2 separate regions of the Homo sapiens genome follow, and region 1 is linked to region 2. A link is a contact called in ENCODE Hi-C or POLR2A ChIA-PET data. All regions are on one chromosome and are shown on one strand. The core of a region is the stretch at or near the end of the contact, and the rest is flanking DNA. Distances in the headings are between cores, read along the strand shown.

The links. Hi-C counts contacts between places; a loop is a spot of excess contacts on that map. ChIA-PET counts read pairs that join two places held with the same protein, here RNA polymerase II (POLR2A). Pooled maps may share reads with other maps.
Region 1: a map of B cell shows a loop between it and region 2 (16-fold over the local background). The contact joins two enhancer-like sites. A Hi-C loop is called at or near these places in 4 of 168 maps with a recorded cell type or tissue (B cell, CD4-positive, alpha-beta T cell, OCI-LY7 and 1 more), 9 of 37 single-sample maps with no recorded cell type and 9 of 50 pooled maps. POLR2A ChIA-PET finds 5 or more read pairs at or near these places in 1 of 52 experiments (naive thymus-derived CD8-positive, alpha-beta T cell).

The regions. Positions count from the first base shown.
Region 1 is chr11:95,129,607-95,136,162 of GRCh38, reverse strand. It overlaps ENDOD1 (endonuclease domain containing 1), which reads right to left. Exons shown (of 2, transcript NM_015036.3): 2 at 3,518-6,556. Among named protein-coding and RNA genes, the nearest start is that of LNCRNA-IUR, 18 kb to the left of the region's middle. Within about 2 kb of position 1,607, at least 8 of the 41 ENCODE cell types and tissues checked have a DNase peak (open chromatin) inside an H3K27ac peak, as active enhancers do.
Region 2 is chr11:94,787,516-94,794,854 of GRCh38, reverse strand. All of the region lies in intron 1 of AMOTL1 (angiomotin like 1), which reads right to left. Among named protein-coding and RNA genes, the nearest start is that of AMOTL1, 23 kb to the right of the region's middle. RefSeq lists enhancers at 4,998-5,498, 5,499-5,999. Within about 2 kb of position 5,319, at least 5 of the 41 ENCODE cell types and tissues checked have a DNase peak (open chromatin) inside an H3K27ac peak, as active enhancers do.

The DNA.
Region 1 (6,556 bases), core at 358-2,857, 350 kb before region 2:
GATGGAAATATTGACACCACAGAAATTGGCAAACATTACAAATCAGGGTGCTCTCCCCGCAAACACAGAAAGCTGGTGGTTCAACATTTACCAGCATACCACTGGTTATGAGTGCAATAGGCCCAACACGCTTGTTATTTCTTTCAGGTGTGCATTTCTACTTTGATCCATTATGGACTGATCTAATATTAGACATTTAGAGAAAAATTCTGTGGCCTGATTTCTAAGATCTTACAGGGTCTTTCACTTTGTCTCCAGCCCTTACAATAAAGGGCTCACTTGGGGTAAGGCTCCAGTTCCACAGGATGCTGGTCTAAGACAGGCACCTCCTGACTCTCAATATGGTATTCCCACCATACCTCTTACCAATCAAAACAATTACTTGTGGTCGGGCACGGTGGCTCACACCTGTAATCCCAGCACTGTGGGAGGCCGAGGCGGGCGGATCACGAGGTCAGGAGATCAAGACCATCCTGGCTAACACGGTGAAACCCCATCTCTACTAAAAATACAAAAAATTAGCCGGGCGTGGTTGCCGGTGCCTGTAGTCCCAGCTACTCGGGAGGCTGAGGCAGGAGAATGGCGTGAACCTGGGAGGCGGAGCTTGGGCGACAGAGCGAGACTCCGTCTCAAAAAAAAAATTACTTGCATGTAGAATTGTTCCCAGCTAGTAGGAAGGATTTCATAAAATCATTTACCCTAAGTTGCTAGCATTGACACAATGTGTTAACTTCTTTCAGATTATTTGTATTTTCCTAGTCTACAGGAAGCGTGCCAAGTGGTGAGATTTCTGGCAACCCTTCAGGCTACTGAGGGAGTTAAATAGAAGCCAGGGGCATTACTAACATTTCTTACTCTTAGGTTGGCCACCACCTAATGGCAACCCTGCTAATTAATTCTCTAAGTCTGGGGAGAAGAAATGCTGATGATAATAATAAAAATAACGATGTTTTCAGGATGTATCATTCCCTGTCCTTCCTGATAACATCGCAGGGAATTTCTCTGACTTTTGGTAACCTTCAGATAGGAGAGATAAGTTGAGAGAATGCAATCAGAATCTCTGTGACCCAAATATATGAAAGTACTTGTTGAAAAGCAAGGATTTATTGCCTGCAATTTGAGAAGACCCTAGAGATGGTCCCTCTCTTGTTTTGCAAATATACCAGTGATTACAACCAGAAAATGTACAGTAACTCAGAGGAGGGAAACTCAGGGCTCCTGTGTTCCAGGTGCACTCTCCCCTTTACATAAGCCTGCCACTTCCTCACTTGAGACTTCTATTCCCCTGGAAGTTTCCTTCCAGACGCAGTAAACAGAATACATCTGGATATGCCAAATCAGCAAGAATGCTGGAGAAACACACACTTGGTGCAGCCTAAACAAAGCCCAGAAGCTGCTGTCTGATGTTCTCAGGGACAGATGTCAGTGGCAGGCCTGGGCTGGCCTTGAGTGTGCAGGCTGCCAGGGGCGGTCTAGGCAGCTTCTGCCAGTTCTCAGACTCACCAGGACTGTTCACTGTCTCGCACTTGTTTCTTTTCAGGTTTTACAAGATTCATATGGTGTCTTTCATTTCAGTGCCTATTACTCATTTCAATGATTCAGCCGAGCCAGACAGCAAATGGACATGAGGTGTGTGGAGGAATCTACTGAAAACGGGATTGATTGGGTTTTAAGAAAGTAGGACTCAAGGCTGGATGAGGCAGCATTCTGAGAATCTTAAGTTCCCAAGGCATAATGTTCAACATTTACTGTCAAACCCAATTTCTGGCTAAGCCATTTATGCTTTCTGAATAAGCACTTTAATTTTCATTCACATCTACTCACCTTTAAAAAAATGGAAGTATGCACCAATTTTTAAAGAAATAGGACCAACCTTGGAAACTTATAATTATGAATCTTTATATTTTTATGATAGTTGATAGTTTACAAAGCTAGTTTCACTTGATCTTTACAAAAAACCCTATGGGGTGATATTTTTATTACCCACATTTTATTGATAAGGAATTAAATCTCACAAAGGTTTGAAGACTTTCCCAAAAGTGTCACAGGACAACTAAAACTAGTTAACCCCAAGGCCCTGTATCAGAATGATCACCTGCCTTTCCCCCACCAACCCACACTCACCAGGCACAGTGTCCAAGAGGCTCTGCCTCTTTCTCAATGCCATCTTTGGGTTGCCTCATCCTACCTGCAATGCTTACCTTCAAAGCAGATGCTGACAATGTGTTTGGATTTTGGAGGCTTGATTATGAGATAAAACTGAATAGTGCTGGACACATGTTGAGTTTCAGTTTTCTGACCCTTCTCTTTTGAGACTCCAGGTCCAACCCTCATCTGTACCTTCAGATTCATGGACACCACTGATGAGGTTCTGGCTTGCTTCATTTTCATTCATGACTTTGACTCCCAGACCACACTTTGATCCTGGTTCTTCCAGCGTTGATCTAGAAACATCCTAACCTCTAAGGCACCATCAAACCAATTTTGTCCAAGAAGTGTAAATATCATTGCCCACAATAGATCTAGCAACAATTAACATTTGCTGAGCACTTACCATGTGCCAAGCATGGTAAGTGATGAATGCTTTATGTTCATTAACTCATTTAATGCTCATAGCAACCCTTTGAGATAGGTACTCATAATTGTATAGATGAGAAAGCCGAGGTGAGTAACTTGCTGAAGATCACACAATAAGTGGGGAAGCCAGGATTTGTGCCTACATCATTTTGACTCTAGAGCGTGGGCTCTTAATCATTAGGAAGTACTGGCCTCCAGAAGTCATCTTACATCCACCTCCTCACAATGGATAATTGAGGATGACAAGTGGTTATAAGCACTTTCTTTGTTGAAATTTAAGCTTAAAAATTGATTTGGAGTTAGACATCAATCCATGACCTGGGGGAAAATACCTACAAAGAGAGACAATGGGAAGACTGAGAACCCATTAATGAAAAGCAAGCAGTCCACACTATATGGCTTGTAGTGTAACATTTGGACAAACACGTATTCTGTGGTGAGCTTAGGCAAGATGCTGCCCACACTGGGAAGGCAGCCAAGAATTACTGCCACCTCCACCCAAGAGGATCACCCTACTAAAGGCCACAGAGAGGACCAGCCCCCGTCAGAGACTGCTTGTAATTTCTCTCACTGTGGGAGCTTCCTAATGAATAAACAAACTAATAAAAGTATTTCTATAATTTTCTATGTGATTCAGATTCAGTGAAGCAGTAAGTCTTTGGTGCTTAATTATGCAAGATATCAAAAACACTTATTGTCCCAAATACTTTGCAGAGCAATAACATTAAAAAATAGTTCTAAGTCCTGTTTCACTGATCCAGACCTCTCTGTTTTTTCATGTATGATGCAAACTTTTAAAGAAATGAACAAAAGCCAGTCACTGGAAGCTGCTTGAATTAATGCGGATCAAGAAGAAAATGGCAACAATTCACAGTCCCCAAGCCTCATTTCAACTATTAGGATTCTCCCCTTTTAGATATTTTACAGAACTGCTAACGAGTTGTCAGTAATTACTTTATTGAGCATCTGCAAGGTGCACATCATTGTACATAGCTTGAAAATGTCAAATTGAGTTTTGTCACACCCTCTGTAAAGGCTTCCCTAATTTCCATGGTTTCGTGGTTTTTCTTCCTCTGTTCCAAGGAACATGTTATTAGTACCTTTACTGCAGCACTTACTTGTCCTTCATGTGTTACGATTGTACCATGTGTTCTCTCCACTAGGTTTTGAACTCCTCAAAGATGAAATCCATGCATTGTTCATCTCTGCAACCTTGATGTCCAAATACGTGTTTGACAGATGAACGAATGACTGAATAAATGAAGGATGGTTCACTTTGGTTCCTCCTCCCAACTACCTAGTCTGCATTTAGATCGAAGTGCTGATGCTGAGTGAGAAGACAACATTCAAAAGGCACAATGGAAAAGAGAAGTGTCCAAAGGCATAGCTGATCCACAGACTAGAAAATCAGCTCCATAATGAGGAAGAGGCTAATCCCAAGGCCTCAGAACATAACAGAGCCACAGCAAGATCTTTAAGCCAGAGTTGGGGTTCATAAACCCCAACCTCTACCTCAAAGCCCAGCGTAGCTCATTAGGAACAGGCCAGCAGTCCAGCCACCTGCTGTGGCTTCACGTCCAATGCAGATGGTTCTAGAGACCCACAGGCACAGCCACACTAGTAGCTCAGGGCAGTGGGTCTCAGCCACCTATCCTTACTGATACTTTTTGCTTTATTGTCCCTTTTTAGGTTTCAAAACTGGCCACCCAAGAATAAATAGACACTAAACAATTGGATGTGAAAAAGAAAGACATTCCCCAATGGTTCTCAAGAAGCCGTTTGGATGCTGTGCTCCTTACATGGTGCTAAGGGGCTCAAGCTGCCGTGGATGCCCTTTTCGGACCTTTCAGTATGCAAATATGTGCTAGGAGGGAATTAAGTTTCCATGGGATGCAGTAAGCATAATGTTGTACATGGATGGCTAATTGTTTTCATCACACATGCCAAATCCAACTGCTTTGTCAGGGCCTGGAGTCTGTTTGATGAATGAGGAAATCTTGCCATGGTCCAGAGAGGCAACTGAATAATAGCACGAACTTCCCATGTCTGACATCTCAGGTGTGATGGGACATGTGCAAACAACGTTGGCTCCTAATCTGCTCTCAGCTAGCCATGAAACTAAGGGCTAGCCTGTTGCCTCCCAGGGCCTTGGGTTCCTTATCAAATAATAGTTTGGCTGGACTGTCCCTCTGGTCACTTCTAAAATTCCTTTTCTTTATCCAGCAGGATTCTTGACCAATCAGTACCAAGTCAAACCCTCACCCTTCCATTTACCTTCACACTGCTGAAATAAAGGGACATCCAAACTTTATGCTCCCTAAGACAAGAGTTGGTAAAATACTGCTTTAAGTTTCTTAGCTAAGCCTGGTGCACATCTCCCTAGCATGGACCCATGCGGTGCTCATACTCCCTAACCTTGCATCACAAATTGATCAGGATGGCAGCTTGCTGGCTGCTGTTCTACTCTGGGTGTGCCTCCGCTATTTTTCTGCAAAATGTAACTCTTGCTACGCTCATGTTTCTCATCCATCGACCCCATGCAAATGGTTGACATATTGTTCTCTCCTTGTTGGGACCCCGAATTTTTGCATATAACTTTCTGATTGATCCTGGGCGGTAGCCCCAAGATCAGTATTTCATACTTGGCTGTTTCTACCTCTCAGCAATTCTTTAAAACATTCAGAAAAATCCAGGTGATTCCATCCCAATTGTGGGAAGCAAAGTTTGGTCCCTCTTGTTACCATTTTTTAGTGCAAGATTTAAAATGACAAGTGCTTGATCAAAAAAATTTTGAGAATGAGCTCTCACATTTAATTTGTATTAATGGGGGAGTTATGTTTGTAGCCTCAAACACACTGTAAAAATAATTTCCTAAGATATAATTATTCTTAAATATTTTATATATTTTTTTCAGAGATGGCCACAATAACTTTTATCTTTATTTTGTGGCTCTTTTCTATATAGTTGTATCAAAACAACCATTTAGGGACATAAGTCAGAGTATTTTTACTGTGCTGGGTACTTATTTCATGCATTAGAAAAATCTACTATGTTGCAGAATATGAATTTTCATGTTAGCTTAACATATAGATCTTTCAGTTCAACCTTGTCAGGCAGGGATACACGTCAAGTTAATCCAAGCTGGACAAAAGATGTCCTTGGATCTGCAGCACCTACTAAGAGCAGGGCTGTCCACCTTCTCTTCTCTTCTTTCCACCGGAGAGGACTGTATTATACCATTCAAGGGGCCCAAAAAAAAAAGAAAAGAAAACTTTGCCCTTCAATTCAAACTCTGTTATGCCACATTTGGCATAAAATGCTTACCATTACCTAAAAATGATTTTTTAAAAAATGCTTATCATTACCTAAAAGAAAAATGTAGCAAAATTCAACTTTGGAGGAAAATGAAAACTGTACATATCCTTGAGAACCACGGAAAGCTAAGAGATATAGAAAATTGTACATTCCCACAAAGTTATTTCAACAAAGAGGCATTATCTGCATTCCACCAAGGTCAGTCGAGTTGAGGAGAAAGAGAAGCAAATGCCAAGAAATTGGCTGCAGATTTTTTTTTTAATCTGTTTTGCCTTAAATCACAAAGAGCAATGGGAAGAACAAGCTCCCTTTCTCCTTTTCTCAGACACCTTTGGTCTAAAGTTGTTCTTTTTCTAGTTCTTCCCTCCCCTGTAATTTTTAATTATCAGAAATAAATACCAGTGCATTTCAGGTGGTCGTCTGTGTTAGAGTGCATAACTGAAGTTATTAGTGGCTTGGGAGTTTGCACATATAACTGGAGGTAAACAGCAGATTACTACACCTAATCTCACCCTGAGCATTTCTCCTCTGTCAAGTCTAAATTCTGCCATCTTCTTTTGCAAAAACAAGCAGACATCCCCACCAAAGGCCAAAATATAATGATAACTGACAGTGAACAGAAACCCATTGTAAAGACAAACTATTCCAGCTTTCAAATTCACTG
Region 2 (7,339 bases), core at 4,070-6,569:
AGAATTATCACAAGTCCAGCCACCCACCAAAATGACCCGTGAGGTCAACATAACAGTCCTCAAGACACACTGAGTGAAGGCGCAAATGCTCTAATGTTCTCACACAACCCGGTTCCAAGGGTTGCAGCAGCACCAGCGAAAGTCAAGTCCTCTGCGGGACTGAATGTGTCACAAAGTTCTGAATGGTCAAGGTTGAGGACAGAAAGGAGGGAAGCAGGGAGGCCACTGAAGGAAAGCAAAACAGGAAGAGCAGCTGTCTTTCAAAATACATAAAAGATACAGAAAGGAGTGGTCATTCTGCCACACCATGTGTTAGCAAGAGAATGTGCTCTCTGCCCCACTCAAAGACTTCTGGAGTCTAATGTTACAGTGTGGAGCTGGGGCAATGGGGTCTGGTCTTCTGCCAAGCACTGGCCTTTCAGCTCCAGTTTATCTGCTTCACACACAAACTGGAGTGTGCTTCCTGTTCCAATTAAATGTGACACTGTGTTCAGTCCTTCAGTCACTGAACATGAGATAGTACTACAGTAACACTGATACCGCACACACAACATCCATGGGAACATTCAGCAGGACGGGCCCAGGCTGTTTTCCCTCTCTGCACTGATTCCTCTGCATGGGCACCAAGTTTAAGGCTCTTTTCAGCTAAAGTAACTTATTTTACTCTGGGGAAAGAATCATAGTACTTTTTTAAAAATTAACATCCTTGCTCAAAAGAAAATTCCATTAAAAGAAAAAATCCTGTTTTTCAGCAATGGCTTCCAACTGGTAATTTGAAACTTCTCACTAGGTTTGTTATCTACCCATTTCCCACAAGGCCATAGCTAGTGGTAAGTGACTAATTATTGATACCAAACGACCATAAGATGGGAATGTCCTCATCTCCTTCCTGAGTTTCTTTGCCTCAACATATGAAACAGTATTTGCGTGTGTGCTCACATGTATTACAGGCACATTTTGGACTAGAAAGAGAAAGGATTCTGACAAGAATTTTTTTCTTATAAATTAAAAATAATGTAGTTGTAATGCCCACTTTAAAGATGAACATAAACCGAGTACGGATGATACTATATGAAGATCAGTCTAAAACTACAGTTCCAATGCATGACAGTATCTGTCAGCCTTCTCCTTTTGGCCAACCTACAAAGACTAACCTGAAAAGAAACTCAGCCCCTTTCCGGGCATCATCCTCTACGTCTATAAATCTAGAAGCCTAGGGCTAAAATTAGGAATCATGGATGACCTGGATGCAAAGGCAAGTCCTAATCTGGCTTCCTCTTTCAGGCAGGTGGAAAACAGTGGAAAATGAAAAAGGTACAAGGTGCAATTCTGGCTGCACATTAAAATCACCCAAGAAACTTTTAAAATCTCTGTACCCAGGAACCACCCAGATCTATTCAATCAGAAGCTCTGAGGATAGGGCCTAGGCACCTGTATTTTATACAGCTCTTCCAACAATTCCAATGTGGAGCGAAACTGGGGAAGCTCTAAGCAAGAGGGAGAAGAGCAACAGAAAAACTAAACCCCAAAACACCTTTCTGTGCCTTCATTCCCATCCCTCCTACCAAATCAGAGTAAGAGAGGAGTTGAGAGCCCATATGCTTCGATCAAAGAAAGTGTGATGTTTTCTTAAAATAGACACTGAGTCAGGAATGCCATGTGCCAGCATATTACAACTTCAGATGATTCTATCTAGTCACATGACTAAGAATGTTAAATGAAAACAGAGCAAACTGATAATAAAACTGAGGTCCAACTAAAATATATATGTGTGTGTGTATATATATATGAATATGTGTATAAAGAAGAGTGTAGGGCTGTGTGTGTGTGTGCTTTCAATGTGGAGCTCAGTATGGATCCCAGCACTAAGCCATTCACTGTCACTACAATGTCAGTATGAGTTACTTTTCCACACTTTATCTCATGGTCTGCTAACTAAGAGTGGGTTTAAGAACTCCAAACCACAGAACACTACAAAGAGGGCAATCCTTGAAGCAGGGCCGGAGCACAGAGGACACCAAAGATATGCCTTTTCCCTTCACCACTGTTTCCTCAGTGTCATGAAAGAACTAAAGCATTTCACACACCCCCACACACACCTGAATTCACACTGAAGGACAGGATGCCTAACTATTAAGACATGTCAAAGATCACTTAGGACTTCTTCACACACACCCAGGGTCCTGCACGTCCACTGAGTTACACTCCCACTGCTGCTGACCACTCCTCAGTGCTGAAGAAAGGCTGGAGAGCAGAGCAGATGACAACAGACCCAGCAGATGGACATGCCCAGGTACCATCCACTCGTCTAAAGCCAAGAGACAACCAACCGGCTGAGCTGTCCCAGCACTGACACAGCCTGAAGGAGTCACTTTATTTATTTATTTATTATACTTTAAATTCTAGGGTACATGTGCACAACGTGCAGGTTTGTTACATATGTATACATGTGCCATGTTGGTGTGCTGCAACCATTAACTCGTCATTTACATTAGGTATATCTCCTAATGCTATCCCTCCCCCAGTCCATGTCAGTGTCAGGCCCCGGTGTGTGATGTTCCCCATCCTGTGTCCAAGTGTTCTCATTGTTCAATTCCCACCTATGAGTGAGAACATGTGGTGTTTGGTTTCCTGTCCTTGCGATAGTTTGCTCAGAATGATGGTTTCTAGCTTCACCCATATCCCTACAAAGGACATGAACTCATCCTTTTTTATGGCTGCATAGTATTCCATGGTGTATATGTGCCACATTTTCTTAATCCAGTCTATCATTGATGGACTTCTACTAGGAGTCACTTTAACTGCTAGCTTTCTCACTTGAAAGACAAGGAAACGTGACAGTAATGTGAGTCACAGAGTCTACCCCAGATTCCGGGGCCACACAACAAAAATTTAACAGAGGTCGCAGTTCCATTCTACATGTACCTAATCCTTCCCTGCCTATTTTAATTCACTGTCTTCACTGGGAACTCCTGCAACACAAATTGAGTCTACTTTCTTAGGCAAAATGCAGGGCACATGATCTAAGCGACAAGGTCAAGGATATCTGAAATGAGGAATTGGAAATAAACCTATGGCATGAGAGGGACTGCTGTTTTCTATGTCAAAAGTTCATGGCCAGGAGCGAGAGCTGGGAGAAACCACAGAAGCCTCCCAGATACCATTACCACCCAGAAAGCCCCTGCAGAGCCTGGCTCGGTACCAGGGGCTGAGCAATGGTGCCAGTTTTTAGGGGAGCCCACAGCCTGCCAAGGACCCCCCTGGCTTTACAGTTGTTCTGTGTACAGTGTAGCTGCCTGTAGGGGCTTCATAAAGACCATTCCCATACAAGCACTTCTGGACTTTGTAGGTAACTTTTAGATATCTCTTTCAAACCAGAACCTTATCTAAGAATCACCACTCACAGCTTTAGTATGCATAGGGAAAGTGGCAAAAGCAATGGAAAACAAGCTAAGGTCTGAGTAAAGGAGTCAGCTCTCTGGGGAGTCTCCCACTGGGGAGGAGAAAGTACAGTGCCTAGGGCCCTTAACCTGAAGAAAACCTAAAGATCTGTTTTTGCTGCACTCCACAAAGGATGAAATTCTAACATTCTAGTTTAAGGGTACAACATTTCTGCCTTATGTTGCCTATGACCCATTTCACCAAGAATGGCTCCTTTTTCTTAACAAAATCTGCACGTCATTTGTCAACATGAAAACTCCTTTGCTTCTCTCTCTTTGAGCATGACTGCTTTTTTGGCTTGCTTTTCTGAAGCACTGAAAACTTCCTTCCCATATGGTTTTATGCATTGCTTTCTTTGTAACAGAGGCCTTTAGCTAATGTGACTCTGAGCAAGACTATTTTCCCTACTCAAGAGTGGCAATAACAACGGCTTCATTGTTGAAGGGAAAAAAAATGAATTAAGGTGAATGAAGTGAGTTGTCTGGGGGAGGCAAGAGGAGCAACAGAAACCGTGGTGAGCCACTCCTCTGATTCACCTGCCACTGGAACTACTAATTCCCAAGGGTCAGTTCCTGAATCTGTCCACAGGCCATTAATACAACAGGCTCAAAGTCTCCATGAGGTTTAAACCCTGGAGGACGTGAAACTGTCATTCCGCTATCATACAATACACACAACTAGGAAGTCCCTTGTCCTTAAATTCCACTGCCGGCATGCCACTCCCTTACACATAATGATTTGGACTATAACTTCAGGGTGGAATTTTTGTGGTTTTCAAGGCTGTCTCTAAACAGGGCCCCCTTTAGCTGTGCATAGTCCTGCTGGTCCCCTCAGCATCCCAGCATCCTGTGAACATGTCATCCTCATTCTCCAAGTGCCACCTTCTGGCTTCACATGCACCCCTAACTACTCTAAAGTTCATCCTAGTAAATGTACCTCTTCAGTTTACCGCCTCTAGAACGCCTCTCAACACCATCCCCCATGCCCTGACTGATCTCCCTTCCCTCAACTGTCACCACACTTATGATCTGAGGCACACAAAACTTGTGGTACTTAAATTTCACCTGCCTAGTATTTTGCAGTAGTCATTTAATAGGCTGGTGTTATGGCCCTGGTGAAGTCATTACCCTTTGAAGACAGGCAGTGTACTGTGTACTTGCTAATTTCTGCAAGCATGTAGCATGTAAGACATATGCTTCTTACTACGTGCTGACTGATGGCAAGAACATGGCGGTATTCTCTGGAATGTTCTCAGTACCAAGTAAGAGTTAAAGAAAAGACAAAGATCCCTCCAAAGCCAGTCTCTATGAGAATTCCAGATAATTCCTTGTACCTTTCAGCTCCGTAAGATGAGGGGGCCCTTACTCTCCCCTATGCAGCAAATACTAGTGCTTTCAACTCTACAGGCCAGCGACCCATTCCTCAAAGAGACCACTAACTGCAGAACAACTCCCAGGTGTTATGTCACCAACGGGCAAAGCTTTCTGCCAGCTACATGTAATCCAAAACCTCCTAATGATTTAAAAACAATTTCACTGTCTAGATTACAATAACCTCCTATAACTTTATAACAGAGATTTTAACCACAGCAACAAACAATTCTGTGGCTTCTATCTTACCTTTCAAAGAGCTAAGGAATTTGCTGAGTGTGCCAGCAGCCTCAAAGTTAAATGTAAGCCATCAAGCCTTCTGATTCCGGCAGAACTCGAGGTTTTTCTAGGGAGCCGAATACTCCGCTCAAGGAGAAGGATACCCTGGAAACAATGTTTTCAAAAGGGCTGGAGAACCTATGACCAGTACCTGAAAAATAAGGGCCAGCCTGTTTAGGAGTCCTCATGTGAAACCAAGCCAGCTCATCTGGATTAGCTGATTCACAATCTTAAGGGCAGCACTGACAGGCAGCAGTGCCTCCTCCAAACACCTGCATGCAACACATGTTTTTAAAAAGGAAACAGTGCCGGGCACGGTGGCTCAAGCCTGTAATCCCAGCACTTCGGGAGGCCGAGGAGGGTGGATTACTTGAGGTCAGGAGTTCGAGACCAGCCTGGCCAACATGGTGAAACCCTGTCTCTACTAAAAATACAAAAATTAGCCAGGCATGGTGGCGGGCACCTGTAGTCTCAGCTACTCGGGAGGCTGAGGCAGGAGAATCACTTGAACCCAGGAGGCAAAGGTTGCAGTGAGCCAAGACTGCGCCACTGCACTCCAGCCTGGGTGACAGAGCTAGACTCTGTCTCAAAAAATAAAAATACAGAAATAAATAAAAAGGAAACAGTAAGCTCCACCACTAAACTAAAAGCACTCCCTGGAATATGCTTTCTCACTCTCTTTTCCCCCAAGCAACCATTACCTGAAACCCGAGGTTTGGAGTTGGGGGTTGAGGGGTGGGGTTTACAAGATTCCCAACCCCTACATGGCAGGTCTTTTGAATGGGCATCAAACTTGAATTCTAAACCCTGGACCAATCCATATGTTCCAGAAAACAAGTGAAATCAAGACCCCGACACCTATTTAACTTAGACTCTCTCTGAAAGTGGAATGTGTGTTGAATAACTTCAAACTTGTCTGAAGTTTAACTTTGTAATGCTTACTTAAAAATCTTTGAGATATTATCAATATAAACCAAAATGCAGAGCACATGCTTAACCTTTAAAGTAACAATTGAGTCCAAGAGATCACTGTGAGTGGAGCTATAAATAGCAAGAAATGAGTAAGACTGTCCTTGGCCCTTAGGATTTTACGATTTGGTTCCAGAGACCAACGTGCACACAACTACCCATTTTTATTGCAAAGTATGTTAAAGGAACATACTGCTTTGGAGTTCCATGAGTAATCATTACTACCTGTTGACTGACGGAAGGGACATAGAGCTTCAGTGACAAGGAGAAAGAGATATGTGGGCTGAAATTGAACCGGAGGGAAAATGAGGAGGATGTTAATCCACTGTGGGGTGTGGAGAAGGTGGTAGTGAGGGAAGATCGGCCCAACATGGGAAAAACAAAAGCATAGGACTGGGTTATGAAAGTGTTGTCTCTTTAAGGAATAGAGAGTTCAGCGTAGCTTAGTTATGGGTAAGGAGAAGGGGGTTAAAAGCATGAGTACATTATTTTCCTAACATGTTAGAGCTGGAAAATAAATTAGAGATTAGGTAGTTCAACTTCCAACTATTACCTACCATGTTCCCTTCCTGATAGTCACCTAAGTAAATCCTTTCAATGTTAGGGAACACTGAACTCACTGTCTAAGTCTAGGGGCAGGTTCTATCTACCTTCCATTACAGAAGCCAACCCTGTTCCAGCAGTTAGAACGACCTAGGCTCAGTCAACTGGATGTGCACTGAATCTTGAGGAAATGATGCAAGGACAAAAAGGTGTTGATAAACTACCTGCGATAGCACTATCCCCTGGAGTCCAGGAGCAGCAGCAGTCTCTATGGTGACCTCACCCTAACAAGACAAGTAGCGTATCTCTGGCTGGGTTCCCAGTGGCTATCTGCCTAGATTCCTGCCCATTTTCTGAGCCTTCCAATTAATTTGTGAGCTGCCCGATATATTTCCAATAAATTTCTCTTTTGCTTAAGTTACCCAACGTCACTTTGTGCTTCTTACAATCAAGAATCTCTGATAGACTTATTTTTTTAAGCAATTGTTCTGATTCTCATTCTAGTACAGCATTTTGTTTTGTATCTTTTTTTTTTTTTTTTTTTTTTTTTTTTTTTTTTTTTTTTGAGACGGAGTTTCGCTCTGTCGCCCAGGCTGGAGTGCAGTGGCGCGATCTCGACTCACTGCAAGCTCCGCCTCCCGGGTTCACGCCATTCTCCTGCCTCAGCCTCCCGTGTAGCTGGGACTACAGGCGCGCGCCACCATGCCCGGCTAATTTTTGTATTTTTAGTAAAGACG